Regions from separate parts of the Homo sapiens genome. Here region 2 is linked to region 1. A link is a contact called in ENCODE Hi-C or POLR2A ChIA-PET data. All regions are on one chromosome and are shown on one strand. The core of a region is the stretch at or near the end of the contact, and the rest is flanking DNA. Distances in the headings are between cores, read along the strand shown. Region 1 has its middle 250 kb from the start of RUNX1. Region 2 overlaps LOC100506403 (a long non-coding RNA gene).

Region 1 (3,276 bases), core at 475-2,974:
CAAATTAAAAAGTTAATTTTTATAAAGGATCTGTTAAATGTGATCATTTGACTTCCATATTTATTGTACCATCATATTCACCAGATGTTACTCATATTATTTATTTGTGTAACCACTTGGTCACCAAAAAGGTAGCATTTGAGCTTTGTTTCCTCCACCTGTTCAGGGTAAGTAGTTGAAAGAGAAGAAACCAGAGTGGTATATTTAATACACAATGATTGAGCATAAAAGTTTGCATTTGAATAACAGAACCAATTTTGAAACTACATTATAGTGACTTTAAAGAGACTATTAATCAGTACACCGACGTCTATTGAACTTAATTGTATGTGAACACAAAACAATTAAGACAAAAATAATATGGACTTTTTGTGACACAGGCAGGGCACTCTAGTTTTTACACTTAATCAGCATACACTTAAACCTATCTGATAAGTAGACTCTATTCAGTGAGAAAATCGATTTAGAATATTGTGTAACACGTGGAGTAGGGGATATAACAAATAACTCAAAAGTAAATTGGAAGTGAAAATAAACTCCTAGAAAATGGAACTTTCTCCTTCTCCACCTAATTTTGAAGAGTATCAAAAATAACACCTGGATTTTTTAGACTCCTATTAATTTCTTGTGAAGTTTTCTGCTATATTTACATATTCTGTTCATCTCTCAATATCAAATGCAGTGTTTGGTAACTAAAGGGCTAAGAACCTAATAAGTAAGACTTTTAAAATTTAAAAATAATCGTAAATGTTGATTATGTTTTATGACTATAAACACTAAGGCCCAAGTGGATACATGAAAAAGAAATGTTTTCCTGTCCTCTAAATATGAAGCCTTCCTGAATTCCACACTCAGAATTTAGAATGTACTATTACAATACAAATAAACCTGAATTATAATATAAGAAAAAAACACAGATAAAAACGTTGCATATCTTTACCTTTAATGACATTTACCTCTTCGTCAGAATTTCAAACCCCATCCCGTTTTTTAAGGTCCATTTCTACTGGTTCCTCCTTTATCGTGCCTTGTCCGATCTTCTCCAAGAAAAAAAAATCAAGTCTCTTTCATAGTTCCTTCACATCTAACTTCTATTTATTTTATGGCATGCACTATTTCTACCATGGCTATATTATTGTATATATGAGATGCCAGACTAGACAATGCATTCCTTGACATTCAAGCCCACTTTTAGGTCATCTTCAACACTCCCCTGTCCCAGCAAGGATCAACACCTAGGGAATGTGTGTGGGACAGATGGGTGAATGAACGCTGCTGCTTCTTGGAACTCAGGCCTTTGAGCATAACTTGCTTGGCATCCTCTGCATCAAAAAAATGTTCAGTATTGTTTCACTTGCGCCAGAAGAGCTTGTCTGGAAAACGTCTGATAAGCCATGGTAAGAAACAACACACAACCCCCGGATCTACCTGAATTATCTCAGCCTAAAGTTATCCGATCTCGCTTTTGCTAGTGAGGCGTGTCAATAAAGTCAAACCCAAGTTTGAGCTTTGATTTCGGGCCTCAGCTGATGACAGCTGTGCCGAGTTGATTTAATGGGTTCTGTGCAGATAAAGGCGGGGATTTGCAATGTTAAAAGTGTCTTCACAGGTGAGAAGACAAAGATCTCTGACATGCTTATTTCTCACAGTTCAGGTCCCCGACCCAGGCCTGGAAACACATCAAAGGCCACACCTTTCCTTCTTTTCATGCTCTCAGTCGGCCTTCTCTCACTTTCAGATTGCACCCCTGCACGACTCACCAGTCAAACAATGCAGTTATTATGCTCCTGGGAGAAGAAGGATAATTACCTCCACGGCCAGGTGCCAGTAGCAAGTTTCCCTGTGGCCAATTACTGTGTGGTGGTAAAACAGCTGAAGCTCTGTTTTTAAAATCTGTGTTGTGTTTTTTTTAAGCCTTTACTGTCATGTTGCCAGACACTGGCCCTGAGCCCTGCTATCGACACAGGGCGTCTAGCTTTGTTTTGAACGTGGGTTCCATTGTCTTTCACTCTCTCCCAACCTGGCATCTCATTATGTTTATATCTCCTTATCAGAGCCAATGAGCAAGGGGAAAACAGCTTCAGAAAGGAGGGAGCTGCTGCCCCACAGTTTCCATTTATCCAACCAAACCCAAACTGTTTTCATCCCTCATCAGCTGAGATGGAGTGACAGTGACTATAAAGAGAACTGATTGGCTTGGAGAAGGTGAGCATGATTTTAATAAGAAGAAAGTGAGGACAGTAATGGAGCTTTTTGTCTTTTGAGTGACACATCTGGAAACTCCCCACTGGCCTTCTCCATTAGTTTGGTGAAAACCTATCAAGGAAACAAACAAACAAGCAAAACACAAGTGAATGGCATTAAGTCCTGGCTGCAGAATAGTACTTCTTGTCTGGGGACAGATGTGTGCTGTGAAATGTTTATCCACCACCCCACATGCTTTTATTTGCAGCTGATGCTAATAATTATAACCAACATTTCAGAAATACCTTTAATATGCCAGACATCATCTTAAGCACACATGCTTTCTCCTCGGTCACCTCAACAACCCTAACAAGGTAGTATTTTACTTTCCATTTTACAGAAGGTGATCTTGAAGCTTGGAAAGATTAGCATTACAGTGTTACAAAGCTAAGAAGTGACAGAAGATAGGTCTATTTCATACCAAAGCTCAAATCTCAACTACACTGCTCTAAGGGGAACCTCTCACCTCCACTGGGCTACTTAAGGGGAACCAGCGACCCGACAGCCACAAGGCACTTCAGAAAAAAACGCACATTGCTGAGGGTCTAGGAACTCCCACCACATCCTCACTGCAGGTCCTTTATTGCTTTACTTGCCTAGTTGAGCATCAAACAACCTTAGTTTTTTGAGAGTGCCACTATTTTATCAGGTGTGTTAGTTTTGTGTGTCAACTAGATGAGCCACAGGAAGCTCAAATGAAACGTGATTTCAGGGTGTGTCTGTGCGGGCGTTTCAGGGTAAGATTCGTATTTGAACCAATGGACTCAGTAAATTAGAATTCCCTCCCCAGGATGGGTGGGCATCACCCAACCCACTGAGAGACTGAATGAAACAAAAGGCAGAGGGAGGAGGAATTCATTCTTCTACTTCCTGCCTGCTTGAGCTGGTACATCTCACCTCATCTTCTCCAGCTCTTGGACTGAAATTTATACCATCAGCATCCCTGCCTCTCAAGTCCTGAGACTTGGACTAAATTAAACCAACAGCCTTCCTTGGTCCCCAGCTTCTTGACAGCAGATCGTGGGTCTTCTC
Region 2 (3,276 bases), core at 343-2,842, 100 kb after region 1:
CACTGAGAATTCCATATGTACAGACATGGATTAAATAATTGAGAAAGTGAAAGGACTTAATCAAGTTCATGTTAATTAAAGGTGAGAACTTACATTCTCTGTCTTGGTAACCAACCTGCACAGTCTTAAAAAGCAGAACACTAGAAACACCTTGGTAGAAATTAAGCACAGAAAGAACTATTAAAGAGCATTTGCGCTGAGGGATCTTGGCCCTAGTAGAATGTGGGGCCAGAATTCTAAGATGGTCCCCAAGATACCCTCTCTTGGTGTATGTAAGCCCTATAAAATCCCTTCCTCCAAGTATCAGCAGAACCTTCGAATACGATAAGGTATCAGTCCTGGAATTATATTACATTATATGCAAATGGCAGATTATTTGGGATGAGGCTAATTCATCAAACGAGGTCTTTAAGAGTGTTTACTCCACCTGGTTGCAGAGGAGAAAGTCAGAGACATGTGCTCTTGTTGGCCTGAAAGAAGCAACTATCATGTGGTGAACCACCTACAGGGGCCACACAGCAAGGAACGGCAGGCAGCCTCTAGAAGCCAAGAGCCTTCCTGGACCAACATCTAGCAAGAAAATAAGGACCTCTGCCATACAACCACAGAGAAATGAATCCCACTAACAGTGAACTTGGAAAAGCATCCTAAGCCTCAGATGAGAACCACAGCACCTTTAGATGGGAACAGTATGGTAGTCCGTTCAACATCTTAATTGTGGTCTGTGAAACCACCAGCAGACAGCCCTGCCATAGCCAGCCTAGACTTCATACCTACAGGAACTGTGAGACCATTGATATGGGTTGTTTGCAGTCACTAAGTTTGTGGTAATTTGGTATGAAGCAATAGAAAACCAATACGCATAGTGAGCTAGCTGAGTTCACTTCTCAGTGGTTAAAAAGATGAACAAATAAAGGTTACCAAGGGCTGTCGGGGGTAAAAGGAGCTTTTGTTTAATGTGTACAGAGTTTCTGCTGGCAGCAATGAAAAAGTTTTGGGTATAGATAGTGGTGATGGGTACACAGCACTGTCAATATACTTTAATGCCACTGGGTTGTAAACTTACCAATAGTTAAAATGATAAATATTATTTTATATATACATATATATATGTATATATATATATATATATATGTATATATATATATATTTTTTTTTTTTTTTTTTGAGAAGGTGTCTTGGTCTGTCACCCGGGCTGGAGTGCAGTGACGCGATCTTGGCTCACTGCAAGCTCCGCCTCCCGGGTTCACGCCATTCTCCTGCCTCAGCCTCCTGAGTAGCTGGGACTACAGGCGCCTGTATGCTATATATATATATTATCACATTTTTAAAGAGAGAAAGATGAATAAATAAAAAGAATATTGGATCACTCTACTTCTTTGATTACGGCCAATGATATTCTTCTCAGGCCCCTAATCTCAGTCCTATTCAAAATTAATTCTAATTGACTCAAAATATCCTTCAACTTAAAAATAAATTTTATTTTTTTAATATTTTAAAAATATTTTAAAAATAAGTTCTCTATCAAATGTTGAGTCTTGCTGACTCATGCAGTAGAGGGATTAGAGAAACCAGTACAAATCAGGAAGAGTGAAAAATAGCTTGAATCCTATGAATCATCTTGAGCTTTGACAGACAGGAAAGGAAAAGACAGAGTTATATGCCCTGGCAATGTGAGAATGGGTTGGGTCGGAAGAGTAGCACCCATAAGGCAAGATGGAAAACCTTCTGGCATTTTACTTAAGCCCCATGGCTGCTCAGGGCTGACCTAAGCAGGACAAAGAGACCACCAAGGCAGGTGAAGGGCAGGACCCAGACAGGAGGTAGAGAACACCAGCTAAACTGTGGGAGAGGATTGGGGAGAGCCCAGCAATGACCAGGAAGCTTTTTGTCTGGGGCCATGAACCTGGGACCCTACCCAGCAGTGACAGCCCAGATGACCTGTCAGGGAGGAAAGTCCTGGGAATGGTGACAACAGATGCCATGGAGGGCTGGGATGCTCAGGACTGAGATATAAGGATTGTCTCAATGGCACCTTTCTAGAAGGGGAGGATTTTTAAGAGTTTGACTTCAGAATTTGGTTCCCTAGTCATGGATTGTTGGGCATGGTGAAACATGACCATCTCAGCACAGGCCTATAGTCTGATGAAAATAAGAACTGAGCTCTCCTGGAAGGTAGACTTCTTGGCTGTGGATTGTGGTCTGGTCAATGCATCCTCAACAACTCCAGATGGAGCTTCTTGTTTGGTTTCCTAATCTCCCATCCGCACAATACCCAAACCCATAAATAACCCTCTGCCCCTCAAACCATTCTGCCTTTTGTTTTCTTCTCACATCTTGTACATCACCCTGCTTCTATGGAGGATCCTGCAATTTATTAATAATAATAAAAACAGTGGCAACAATACAAAACCAATATTGCTTATGGGCCATCCACAGTGCACTGAAGCCATGCTAAGCACTCAAGAGACCTTGTCTCCTTCAGTTCTCACAGTAGCTTTAGGAGATGGTGGAGGAAAGAGCTCAGCTCAGAGAGGGTAATAACCTGTCCAGTGTCACACAGCCAGTGAGTGGGTTATGAGTTTTAACTTAGGCTCATCTGACTCCAAGACCTGCACTTTCAATTTAGGACGACTCAACTCTCCATTCATTATGATCCTATGAGAAGGAACTTCATAAGAGGTGGGCCATGGTTTCTTTTTTTTGAGACAGAGTCTCGCTCCGTCGCCCAGGCTGGAGTGCAGTGGCGCAATCTCGGCTCACTGCAAGCTCCGCCTCCCGGGTTCACGCCATTCTCCTGCCCCAGCCTCTCGAGTAGCTGGGACTACAGGCGCCTGCCACCACGCCCGACTAATTTTTTGTATTTTTAGTAGAGACGGGATTTCACCGTGTTAGCCAGGATGGTCTCGATCTCCTGACCTCATGATCTGCCCGCCTCGGCCTCCCAAAGTGCTGGGGTAACAGGCGTGAGTCACGGCGCCCGGCCGGCAATGGTTTCTTTATGTGGCCTTTCTTGCCAATAGTCTGGAAGCGGCACTCTATGTCAGAGGTAGAAAGGAAGCAGGCATCTGTCCATCAAAAGGAGAAACTGGGGGCAGACACTTGATGACCTACAGGAATTTAAGGAAAAGCATAACACTCATGCGTATATTCTAATCAAGCAAAAGATGAAAGGCCTTATGGCAAAAAGGATAGAAAATTTCAAAATAATAGAAAATTTGGTTGGTGTGAGGTCTTGTTTAGTGAGCGTCATTTATAACGTTCATTAAACATTAG

The links. A loop is a pair of places that touch in the nucleus more often than their neighbours do. ChIA-PET counts read pairs that join two places held with the same protein, here RNA polymerase II (POLR2A). Pooled maps may share reads with other maps.
Region 2: a pooled map shows a loop between it and region 1 (2.4-fold over the local background). The contact joins two enhancer-like sites. A Hi-C loop is called at or near these places in 1 of 168 maps with a recorded cell type or tissue (MCF 10A) and 2 of 50 pooled maps. POLR2A ChIA-PET finds 5 or more read pairs at or near these places in 3 of 52 experiments (AG04449, AG04450 and Panc1).

What each region holds. Positions count from the first base shown.
Region 1 is chr21:35,292,892-35,296,167 of GRCh38, forward strand. No RefSeq gene overlaps it. Among named protein-coding and RNA genes, the nearest start is that of RUNX1, 250 kb to the left of the region's middle. Within about 2 kb of position 1,725, at least 6 of the 41 ENCODE cell types and tissues checked have a DNase peak (open chromatin) inside an H3K27ac peak, as active enhancers do.
Region 2 is chr21:35,394,324-35,397,599 of GRCh38, forward strand. The region is part of intron 2 of LOC100506403 (a long non-coding RNA gene); the gene reads right to left. Among named protein-coding and RNA genes, the nearest start is that of MIR802, 320 kb to the right of the region's middle. Within about 2 kb of position 1,593, at least 3 of the 41 ENCODE cell types and tissues checked have a DNase peak (open chromatin) inside an H3K27ac peak, as active enhancers do.